Regions from separate parts of the Homo sapiens genome. Here region 1 is linked to region 2. The links are chromatin contacts, found by Hi-C or POLR2A ChIA-PET in ENCODE. All regions are on one chromosome and are shown on one strand. The core of a region is the stretch at or near the end of the contact, and the rest is flanking DNA. Distances in the headings are between cores, read along the strand shown.

What was found. A loop is a pair of places that touch in the nucleus more often than their neighbours do. ChIA-PET counts read pairs that join two places held with the same protein, here RNA polymerase II (POLR2A). Pooled maps may share reads with other maps.
Region 1: a loop to region 2 is called in a pooled map, with 29 times the contacts of the local background. The contact joins the promoter of KANSL1-AS1 here to the promoter of DCAKD in region 2. A Hi-C loop is called at or near these places in 1 of 168 maps with a recorded cell type or tissue (B cell) and 11 of 50 pooled maps. POLR2A ChIA-PET finds 5 or more read pairs at or near these places in 1 of 52 experiments (activated CD4-positive, alpha-beta T cell).

Annotation. Positions count from the first base shown.
Region 1 is chr17:46,189,484-46,195,452 of GRCh38, forward strand. KANSL1-AS1 (KANSL1 antisense RNA 1) reads left to right here and starts at 4,090. Exons shown (of 2, transcript NR_034172.1): 1 at 4,090-4,255. It overlaps KANSL1 (KAT8 regulatory NSL complex subunit 1), which reads right to left and starts at 3,946. Exons shown (of 15, transcript NM_015443.4): 1 at 3,340-3,946.
Region 2 is chr17:45,048,139-45,053,839 of GRCh38, forward strand. DCAKD (dephospho-CoA kinase domain containing) reads right to left here and starts at 3,494. Exons shown (of 5, transcript NM_001288655.2): 1 at 3,223-3,494. RefSeq lists an enhancer at 1-49 and a silencer at 3,135-3,634.

The DNA.
Region 1 (5,969 bases), core at 2,840-5,339, 1.1 Mb after region 2:
CTGAAAAAACATAAAAGGAATACGCATTACTCTTTAAACATGGCGTTTACTATGTTTAGAAAATCCAGTGTGGATTAGTTTGGTGTTTTATAGCACATTTTAAAAATTGCTTGTCTAGGCTAAGCGTAGTGGTTCATGCCTGTAATTCCGGCACTTCTGGGAGGCCGAGGCAGGTGGATCACTTGAGGTCAGGAGTTCGAGACCAGCCTGGCCAACATGGTGAAACCCCCGTCTCTACTAAAAATACAAAACTTAGCTGGGCATGGTGGCACACGCCTGTAGTCCCAATGGCACATGCCTGTAGTCCCTGCTACCCAGGCGGCTGAGGCACGAGAATCGCTTGAACCTGGGAGGCGGAGACTGCAATGAGCTGAGATAGCACCACTGCACTCCAGCATGGGCGACAGAACGAGACCCTGCCTCAAAAAAAAAAAAAAAAAAAATTGCTTGCCTGATATAACAAGGTAACTAAGCTTTACTCGCAAAGGGGCCTAATCAGAACCTCTCAATACTAAAATACCTTCTCAAACAACCACAACACCCCTATGTTTACAGAGTACACAAATCAGGTCATAACGAACAGAACAAACCTAAAACTTCTTATTCACTTTAAAATGCAATTAAAACCTGTGGTCAACTCAATCCTCTACAGAAGACGCAGAGACACTGGTTACAATGTAGCATTACTAGAGATGGAAGAGTAGCCTTAGTGACAGTGAAGAAAAAAGTTTAGTATAGTTACTTCACTTTCTTCTCACCTTGATATGAGTTCACAAGTGAACTAAGGCCTACTCATTTTCTAACTTCCAGAATTTTCCTCAACAGGAAACACTCACGTAACAAAGAGTGCTCTGCAGGTTTAACCAGAGAAATAACATGTGTAGGCAGGAAGAAAGAAAATCAGACAAAAATTTAACATCTCACGTTGGTAAAGCACCAAAGTCAAATACGAATGTTCTGAACGTGGCTTTCAGAAAAGATGCAAGAAAACTTCTAAAATACTTCACTTCAGTGGACTCATATAGATGGAAAGACCGAAAATCCCACCCTACCATAAAGGCTCTAATAATTCTTAACTGATCATTCTTTTAACTGGTCACAATCACAGACACTGGTATATACTCAAATGAGGTGGCCATCAGTGACAACCATCTTCACCATAATATAGACATTAAGAACCTTTGTAACATTTAATGTTTCCCTCCAAGTAGTTCAAAAAATAAAAAGTCAATCACCTCAAATTATGAGGTACTAACAAATACACCAAATATGCTAAAGGTCGAAGGAACGGCACACTTTGTTGCATAAACCTAGTGGAAATCCAATTCAGAATTTCATGACTGAAGGTAGTTATTCCACATTTATAATACATTTTTTAAATTCCCAAGGGATGAGCATTTTTACCTTGCCTTATTTTTAGAACTACACATCACACTGCACATATCACATGACATGATGTAACTGTTAGCAAAGAAAATGGTCCAAACCATTGACAATGTACATGGTAAATCAGGATCAATGCATACTCAAGAACCACATTTCGTATTTACTTTAAAAAAAAAGTTTCTTAATTCAAAATGTTTTTTCAAATTGAAAAAATGTCTAGTAACCTATGTAGAAAAAACCAGAAATGTACTTCGTATTTTATAAAATAGGAGTTTACCCAATTATGGGAAAAACTGATATAAAGAAACAGATAAAGGAATAACATACTTCTAAAACTACAGGATTAAAAGTAAAAATTTTCTAGATCAACACCGAAATGCTAATAAATACACTTAGCATTAGGCACAAAACAATTACTACTCAAAAGTATTCACTGTTGATAGGTTAAAAAAATAGTTTTAACTGACAACGCCTGTAGACAATTGAAATTTTCTAAATTGGTCAGACAGCATGCTAGAAAAGGAACCAAGTAGAGCCTATAGGAAAGGGGAAAGGGAAAACACACCCACTTAAGCCTTTGTAAATAGTGGTCCTTTAACTGACCCAAAAAGCAGAGAAAACAGAAATTACAGACCATCCTGACAAATGGAAAACATATTCTAACGTACTAGTTTCCATACTTGAAAGGACTTTCAAAATGAAGTTCAGTAGCAATCTATAACTATATCATGATTATGCAAGGCAAAGATTATGTAATTTTATCGTTTATTTTAAAATGTTCTCCGACTCTAAAACTAAAACAAGTAAAACGTTTTGATCTCTCCAAAGCGAAAAGGAAAGGTTCCTCTGAGCTGCAATTTAAAAATATAAACACACACCCCAAAACAAACAAAAAAACACAATGATTGCTAGCCACGTGACAAAGGAGATGGCAACACCAGGATTGTGAATGGAGGGGAGGGAGGCGAGGCTGGAGGAAGAGAGATTTCTCGGAACTTTGGGGACCGCGGCAGTCGGTCTGCCGACCCTAGGAGCACTAAACTCCAGCCCCTACGAGTTGTGCTTCTAACACCCTCAAGTACAGTTTTATTAATAAGTCACAGAAAATGCTCCAGTGACCTCCAGGATAAAGGGGGGTGGGGGGGACCGAGGAAAAGGAAAGAGAGCAATTTAAAGTGGCGCCATCATGTCACCCCTTCTCCCCTAAAGCAATCAGTAAGCAATAGTTAAGTAGCACGTTTCTCTATAAATCCACATTGGGATTCCAACATTGGAAAACGAGGATTTTTAAGTAAGACACGGGAGTAGCGCTGTTTATCGTATGGAAAACAAACTATTTGCTAAGAATCAAAAGACCGTCAGCCGGAAAACAGGCCCCCAAAAAGGCAGTTAAGATTCCAACTCACTTAAAAGCAAATAAATCCCTCTTCCTCTTTAGTTTAAAAAAAAAAAAAGTCCGCCTGAGGGAGACTACATCTGAAAACGTAAGTGACCTGAATTTACAGGCAACAAAAATAATAAATGAAACAATCAGAGTTGTGATACAAACCGTGCAACGCGCCAAGATGTGTGTTTCGAGCAGAGAAAGGCCTTTTGCAGTCAAGAGAAGTTCAAGGCGAGAGCCAGAGTTTGTTTGGGGGGTTCTTTTACGGGAATAAATCATGTTCTTCAGGCCGCCTTTTTAAATAGAACGCCAAAGGAAAAGCTGGCGAACGAGGCGGCAGCTCCTGGGGAAGGGCCCCCGCACACCCCCGCCCTTGGGGCGACTCCCAGCCCGGACCCGCAGCAGGGAAGCCCGGAGAGGCCATTTAAAGTTCCGGGGGATTTTTCTACCCTGCCCTGCCTTTCTAGTTACAACTAACAAAGAGAGAGAGAAATGGGAGCCACAGGGAGAGCGAGGAGAAGGAGAAAGGGCAGCAGGAGGAGGAGGAGAGGAGCAGCAGCAGCACCTACCACGTGATGGAGGAGCGTAGCCCGGGCGGATTCAGCCCCACAAAATGGGCGCAGTTTGCAAACAGCCCCCCGGCCTGGGCGCCGAGGGCCAGCGGCGGGCGGGGGCGCGCGACGGCGGCTCCGGCCCGGGCCCGCCGCTCTCCTCCCCCCGACGCCCGGAGCCGCCCTGACTTTCCGGGCGGGGGGGCGAGGCAGAGGGGGAGGGGAAGGCGGCGGCGGGGAGCGGCTGCTTTTTCTTCTCTTTCGGGCCCTTTCCCGGCCTTGCTCCGCACCGACGGGGCCCGAGCACGGCTGGAGACCGCAGCCCGGCCGGGAGGGCGGGCGGGCGGGGGCAGAGAGTGAAACCGCCCCCCCGCCCCGCACAAACAAGCACCGCCGTCTGCAGCCCGAACCCGCACCCAGGCCGCCACCCCCGGCCGCCTCTTTCCAGCCGGGGAGCGCGCTTCAGCCGCCCCCCGCGCCGCCGCGGCGAGACGAGTCGGCTTCGCTACGGTGCTCGGTTCTCCCGCCGGCTCGGCGAGCGGTGGCGGCGGTGGCGGCGGCACTGGGAAAATGGCGGCCGAGCTCCTTTTCCCTCCCCCCCTTTAATCTGAAGCGGAGGGAGAATGGAGCGAGCGAGCAAGCGGGCGAGCGCCGGGGACACGGGGAGGAGGGACAGCAGCGCCTCCGCCGGCTGCGGCTGCGGCGGCGAAGGGCCGCTCCACCCCGGCGCGCCGCCAGGGGGCGCCCGCCGCGCCGCCCCCGCGGGCCGCCAGGAGGCGCGGCCGCCGCCGCCTCAGTCATGGCTCCTCGCCGTGGCCGATGTTTTTGTACCTCCATCTGCGGAGGCCGCGGCGCCCGGCCCCAGCTGCCCCGGACGTGCGGCGACGGCACGCAGCACTGCGGCAGGGGGAAGCCAGCCCTCGCTGCGGCCGAGGTGAGTCTAACCTGAGGCACTGACGCCGTCACATGCCCTCCGTGCTGGGGCCGGCGGTGCGGCTCGCCAGTTGAGGGGCAGGGCGGGCCGGCGCCGCGGAGCGAGAGGACGTGAGCGAGGAACTGTTTGCACTGTGTAGTAAAGAGGGTAAGGCCGTCGGCACCACACTATTCCAAGGCTAACCCTGCAGAAAGCTCCCTGACCAGTGAAGCGGCTTCCGCCGCCCGCCCTTTGTCCCTAGCAGCCAGCCTCCGTATACTGCAGCACGGCTGGGCACTAGCCCCAGCACCGCGCTCCGCAGCCACCAGAGTTGGGCGGGGTGGGGAGGGTGCACGTAGTCACTGCGCAGGCCCCAGCCAGGGCCCGCGCCGGGCCAGCCCGGGAAGGGACAGCCGGGAGCCAGAGGGGAAGTGATGGCCCCGCCGGCGCCGGGCCCGCTGGGAACTGTAGTTTTCGTGAAGAAACACGCGTCTTGTTTTGGGTGTCATGGCTTGGCAGATCCGCCAAAACAGGCAAATGGCATTACACAATGAGTATTTATGCTTCCTGCCGCCACCAAAAGGAAGTTCACTGCCATGCTAAAAGTTTAACAAAGAACTCCATAAAGAAACACAAGTCTCACAACAAAAAGCCAACTTCCCACCTCGTTACCAGAGTTGGTTTAAAGTGGTGGCACCTTATCATTTCTCATGACCAGTTTATCAGTACAGAACTTTATATTGTCCCCAAAATAGGACCTTTAAAATAATGGAACCTTTCCTAGACTTAAAGAATTCATAAACATAATGTAATACAAAGTGTCACACAAAGTGTAATTCTACCACCCTTTAAAGTTGCCAAAAGATGAGTGGAGTATCTTGAGATTTAAAAGACTAATCTAGGATTCATCAAAACTGGCTTAAATGACTGAAGAAAAAATCGTTCAAATCATTAAATCATCAAATTCGGCAGATAAGAAGGGTATGTATGCTCTACTACCAAAAAGGAAGACGCAAAATGCTTCACACTTTTTTGTGGCTTACCAGAACCAATATCCGGCATTATACGTCACTTCTGCTTATCAAAAAACACCCTCACAGTCGTTACAGAACGGTTTTAGTCTTCCCACAAAGTTACACTAACTCACCTGCCCCTGCAACATCTGCACCTAGGTTTCTGCGAATTTCCATTTGTACTCCTAAAATCACACTCTCAAGCATAGTCATAGTTCTCAAATACCAAAGGCAGGCAGTTTGGAGTCATAGGGTCAAATTACACAAAGAATAAACTAATATTTGTATACACATCCAAAAGAGGTCTTTAGTCTTGGATTTTTAATTTACAACCCTGGGGAAAAACTTTGACTTTTTTATTGTACACACATACACACATAAATAGTAATTCCACAAAATACAGTAGAAGGGTATTGGACCAACAGATGGCGAACTAGAGCCCCAATCTGAGGCTCCTGAAATCTAAATTAGCAGAATGAAAAATACCAAATAAGGCAAAGCCCTTTGCAGCGTATACTTAAATATTAAATTCAGACACACCATAACAAAATAATCTTACTGCTGCTCCAAATTTTTAAGACTGAACTGTCAGATTTAATTAGGCAACCAAATAAGCAAGATTATATGAAATATATTTTTCTAATGGATTAGGAGAAAACTGGAAAATGCTCATTTTTAAAACCATGTATTTGGGGGAACTATAAATTCCAGTTTCCCCTTTC
Region 2 (5,701 bases), core at 2,244-4,743:
AGCACTTTGGGAAGTCAAGGCAGGAGGATCACTTGAGGCCAGGAGTTCAAGACCAGCCTGGGCAACATAGTGAGACTCTGTCTCTACAAAAAAATGGAAAAAAAAAAAAATTAGCTGGAATCCCAGCACTCTGGGAGGCAGATCACTTGAGGCCAGGAGTTTGAGACCAGCCTGCCTGGCCAATATGGCAAAAGCCCATCTCTACTAATAATACAAAAATTAGGCCAGGCATGTTGGCTCATGCCTGTAATCCCAGCACTTTGGGAGGCCGAGGGCGGATCACGAGGTCAGGAGTTTGAGACCTGCCTGGCCAATATGGTGAAACCCCGTCTCTACTAAAAATACAAAAATAGCCAGGCATGGTGGTACATGCCCATAGTCCCAGCTACTCAGGAGGCTGAGGCAGAAGAATCGCTTGAAACCGGGAGGCAGACGTTGCAGTAAGCCGAGATCGTGCCACTGCACTCCAGCCTGGGTGACAGAGCGAGACTCCATCTCAAAGAAAAACAAAACAAAAATTAGCCAGGCGTGGTGGCATGCACCTGTAATCCCAGCTACTCAGGAGGCTGAGGCTTGAGAAGCATTTGAACCTAGGAGGTAGAGGCTGCAGTGAGCCAAGACTGCGCCACTGCACTCCAGCCTGGGTGACAGAGTGAGACAGACTCTGTCTCAAAAAGAAAGAAAGAACCATAAAAATAGCCAACCAGCAGCACAAGGGCTGTTCTGCCTATGGTGTAGCCATTCTTTATTCCATTATTTTCCTAATAATCTTGCTTTCATTTGGAAAAAAAAAATTGGCTGAGCATGGTGGCGAAAGCCTGCAGTCCCAGCTACTGGGGAAGCTAAGGTGGGAGTATTGCTTGAGCCCAAGAGGTCAAGGCTGCAGTGAGCTGTGATCCCGCCACTGCACTACAGCCTGGGTGACAGAGACCCTGTCTCAAAAAAACAAAAACTATTACATTAGAAAAAACTTCTGTGAGGAAACAAAGTGGAAATATGAGTTCAAGAAGGAAAAAGGGCCAAGCATGGTGGCTTACACCTCTAATCCCAGCACTTTTGGAGGCTGAGATGCAAGGATCACTTGAGACCAGGAGTCAGCCGGGGCAACATAGCAAGACCTCGTCTCTACTAAAAATAAAAAGAAAAATCAGCCATATGTGGTGACAGACACCCGTACTCTTAGTTACTTTGGTGGCTAAGGTGGGAGGATTGAGCTCAGCAGGTCAAGGGTGCAGTAACCAGTGACTGCCACTGCACTCCAGCTTGAGCAACAGAGCAAGATCCCATCTCGGAAAAAATAAAGGAAAAAAAGAACGATTTGAAATTTCGATGGTTAAATAAAAAGTGGTTCTTTTTTTTTTTTTCAAAAGATGAGGGAAATCAAATCAAATGGTGTATATTTAGACTTCACTGCAGGTTTAAATGAGGATTTTAACAGCTTTATTTTAAAATATCAACATTCACAATTAACCAGAACTTTTATCCTCTGTAATCTTCAAAATAAAAATGTGAAAGTTTCAATCTAAAGCTATCAATCTAAAACTGTGCCAGCAGGTAATTTTCTTTTTCTTTTCCTTTTTTTTTTTTTTTTTTTTTTTGAAACAGAGTCTTGCTCTTGTCACCCAGGCTGGAGTGCAGTGGCACGATCTCAGCTCACTGCAACCTCTGCTTCCTGAGTTCAAGTGATTCTCCTACCTCGACCTCCTGAGTAGCTGGGATTGCAGGCACCCGCCACCACACCCAGCTAATTTTTTTGTATTTTTAGTAGAGATGGAGTTTCACCATGTTGGCCAGGCTGGTCTCAAACTCCTGACCTCAGGTGATCTGCCTGCCTCAGCCTCCCAAAATACTGGGATTACCAGGCGTGAGCCACCGCGCTCGGCCTCCCAGCAGGTAATTTTTTCTTTCTTTCTTTCTTTTGAGAAGGAGTCTCACTCTCTTGCCCAGGCTGGAGTGCAGTGGCACGATCTCGGCTCACTGCAACCTCAGCCTCCCGGGTTCAAGCGATTTTTCTGCCTCAGCCTCCCGAGTAGCTGGGACTACAGGCATGCACCACCATGTCCGGCTAATTTTTTTGCATTTTTAGTTGACACGGGGGTTTCACCATGTTGACCAGGCTGGTCTCGAACTCCTAACCTCGGGTGATCCACCCTCCTCAACCTACCAAAGCGCTGGGATTACAGGCGTGAGCCACCGTGCCCGGCCCAGAGGGTAATTTTCAAAACAAAGCTAAGTTCGTGGCTTGCCTGCCTTCAGCTATCAGCCCTCTTCTTCTCTCCTTAAGGTACAGGCACCAAGAGGGGCTCGGAGACCATTTAAACGTTATTTACCAAGGGGACAGATTCAGACCTTGGTGAAGACAGACAGAGGAGGATTTGGTGGGAATTTAGGGCCCTGCTGAGACAAAAACCACCCGAACCCGTCTGTCCACTTTCTATCCATCTACCAGATCTCTAGCATTTCACCCCTTTCCCCAGGCCTATGCCAGCACTGTGCCACACCAACTCAATCTTGATTTATTCAGGTAAAATGAGCACTCTCCCTCCTGCAAAAACAAACACGTTTAAGACATAAAACATATTCAAAGGCTTCCATTTCCTCACCGTTAGAATTGAGACTTAATGTCAAAGTTCACTTGGGTAGGTTGAATCATTTTCCCACAACTAAGGGAGAGTGAAAAATCTTTGAAAACTCTGTAAGCAAACACCTGAAATGCCAACGCCTCCTTTGCGGAGCTGGGGAAGGAAGAGACGGGTGGCCGGATGGCCTCCCTCACTAGTTGGTGGGCGTGAGATCCACGCCGCCCCAGTCCCGGGGGCCTTCACTAAAACCTTAACTGGCCTCCCAGGGGAGAGGGAAGCGGAGGAGAGGGGTCTGAAAATCGGAGATGATCACTCAGCTCAACAGTAAAGCACTTTATACCCACCCTATGGGACAGATACTGTAGCTTTATTCCCATTTTTCAGATGAGCAAACTTGGGATCGGAAAGATACCCCAAGGTCACACAACTGAAGTGGCAGAAGCTAGATTCAAGAATCAATCGGCCCGCAAAGTTCTAAAGGGCAGTGGCTTTGGTCTGATCCTGAGTTTGAATCCACAATCTCCAGCCCTTTCTAGCTGTAAACCTTCCTGCGCGTCCTCAGCCGTAAAACAGAGGAAATAACACGTTGCTTGGTAGGGTTGCTGTCAAGACAATGGGCCGTGGATATAAAAGCACTTGCCTTAGTGCTGGCCGCATACGACGCGCTCAATACATCGTAACTCAGGCTTTCAAAAGAGGCCCGTACGCCCCACTAGGCCGCGAAATTGGGTCGCCCGGGGCGGTGGCAGCCCCGCGTAGCAGCCGCGGCCAGGGCCCGCCCCCTCCCCGGCGCCCGGCTGGCTCTCACCGGCCCGCGTGGCGCGCTACGTACCCAGCGCCTCCGCCGTGGCCCAGGCCTCCGCCTCTAGCCCAATCTCCGCAGCGCTTACAGGCCGGCTCAGCGGGCGAGGCGGGACCTCGGGAGCGCGCGCCTGCAGACCGGACGTCCGGCCAGCAGGCGGGGCCGGGAGAGGTTGGACGGGCGGGGCCGGGAGAGGTTGGGTGGGCGGGCGGGGCCGGGAGAGGTTGGGCGGGCGGGCGGGCGGGGCCGGGAGAGGTTGGGCGGGCGGGCGGGCGGGGCCGGGAGAGGTTGGGCGGGCGGGCGGGCGGGGCCGGGAGAGGTTGGGCGGGCGGGCGGGCGGGGCCGGGAGAGGTTGGGCGGGCGGGCGGACGCGGGAGAGGTTGGGCGGGCGGGCGGACGCGGGAGAGGTTGGGCGGGCGGGCGGACGCGGGAGAGGTTGGGCGGGCGGGCGGACGCGGGAGAGGTTGGGCGGGCGGGCGGACGCGGGAGAGGTTGGGCGGGCGGGCGGACGCGGGAGAGGTTGGGCGGGCGGGCGGACGCGGGAGAGGTTGGGCGGGAGAGGTTGGGCGGGAGGGCGGCCGGACGGACGCGGGAGAGGCCGGCGGGGAGAGCTCGGCCCCGGAGCACGGCACAGAGGTCCCCCGCAACCCCCGACCCGGAGCCATAAATTTTCCTTTCCCCGGAGCCGGGAAGGAGAGGGAGAGAGAGGAGAGGGGCAAAACTGCAGGGTCCTAACTTCGGATATAAAGCTCGGCCACTCGCTACTTGTGCAGCCTTGGCAGAGGTGATCATGAGCACTTTCCACCTGCCAGGTCCTAAGAGCACTTTGTGGGATTATCTCAGCCCGCACAGTCCGCAGGGTGGATACTATCATCATCCCCATTTTACACAACAGGAAACTATGTTTAGCGGTTAATCCATTTGCCCTCTCATACAAAGTCATGTGATTGCAGAGCCCGCATCCTGTCCATACAAGCCTAGCAAGCCACTCAGCCTCTCATCCTGTCTCCTCTCAAAGTGGGGATAATCGCAGCCGTGCAGCGTTGTTGAAAGAATACATAAAAGCCGGGCACGGTGGCTCACACCTGTAATCTCAGCACTTTGGGAGGATCACTTGAGCCCAGGAGTTCGAGACCAGCCTAAACAAGAGTGAGACTAACCCCCGATCTCTACAAAAAAAAAAAACAAAAAACAAACTAGCCAGGCATGGTGACAGTGTGGTCTCATTTACTCGGGAGGCTGAGGCAGGAGGATGGCTTGAGCCCAGGAGGTCAAGGCTGCAGAGAGCCATGATGGTACCACTGCACTCCAGCCTGGGCAACAAAACGAGACCTTGCCTCAAAAAAAATAAAGCATCTAGGCCGGGCGCTGTGGCTCACGCCTGTAATCCCAGCACTTTGGGAGGCCAAGGCGGGTGGATCACCTGAGGTCAGGAGTTTGAGACCAGCCTGGCCAACATGGCAAAATCCCGTCTCTACTAAAAATACAAAATTAGCCGGGCGTGGTGGTGAATGCCTGTAATCCCAGCTACACGGGAGGCTGAGGCAGGAGGATTGCTTGAACCCGGGAGGTGGAGGTTGCAGTGAGCCCAAGATCCGGTCACTGCACTCCAGCCTGGGAGACTACAGCAAGACTCTGTCTCCAGTTAAAAAAAAAAAAAAAAAAAAAAAAAAACTAGTTATCTAGTTATGCCTCACATATAGCAGGAAGTTGTTTTTGTTTTTTTTTTGTTTGGTTTGTTTGTTTGTTTGTTGAGACAGAGTTTCGCTCTATTGCCCAGGCTGGGGTGCAGTGGCAGGATCTTGGCTCACTGCAGCCTCTGCCTCCCAGGTTCAAGCGATTCTCCTGCCACAGCTTCCCGAGTAGCTGGGACTAGAGGTGTGCGCCACCACATCCAGCTAATTTGTTTTGCTTTTGAGATGGAGTTTTGCTCTTGTTGCCCAGGCTGGAGTGCAGTGGCATGATCTCGGCTCACTGCAACCTCTACCTCCCGGGTTCAAGCGATTCTCCTGCCTCAGCCTCCCAAGTAGCTAGGATTACAGGCATGTACCACCACACTCGGCTAATTTTGTATTTTTAGTAGAGATGGGGTTTCACCACGTTGGCCGGGCTGGTCTGGAAATCCTGACCTAGGTGATCCACCCACCTCGGCCTCCCAAAGTGCTAGGATTACAGGCGTCAGCCACCATGCCCAGCACATCTGGCTAATTTTTGTATTTCTAGTAGAGATGGGGTTTGGCATGTTAGCCAGGCTGGTCTCAAACTCCTGACCTCAGGTGATCCACCCACCTCGGCCTCCCAAAGTGCTGGGATTATA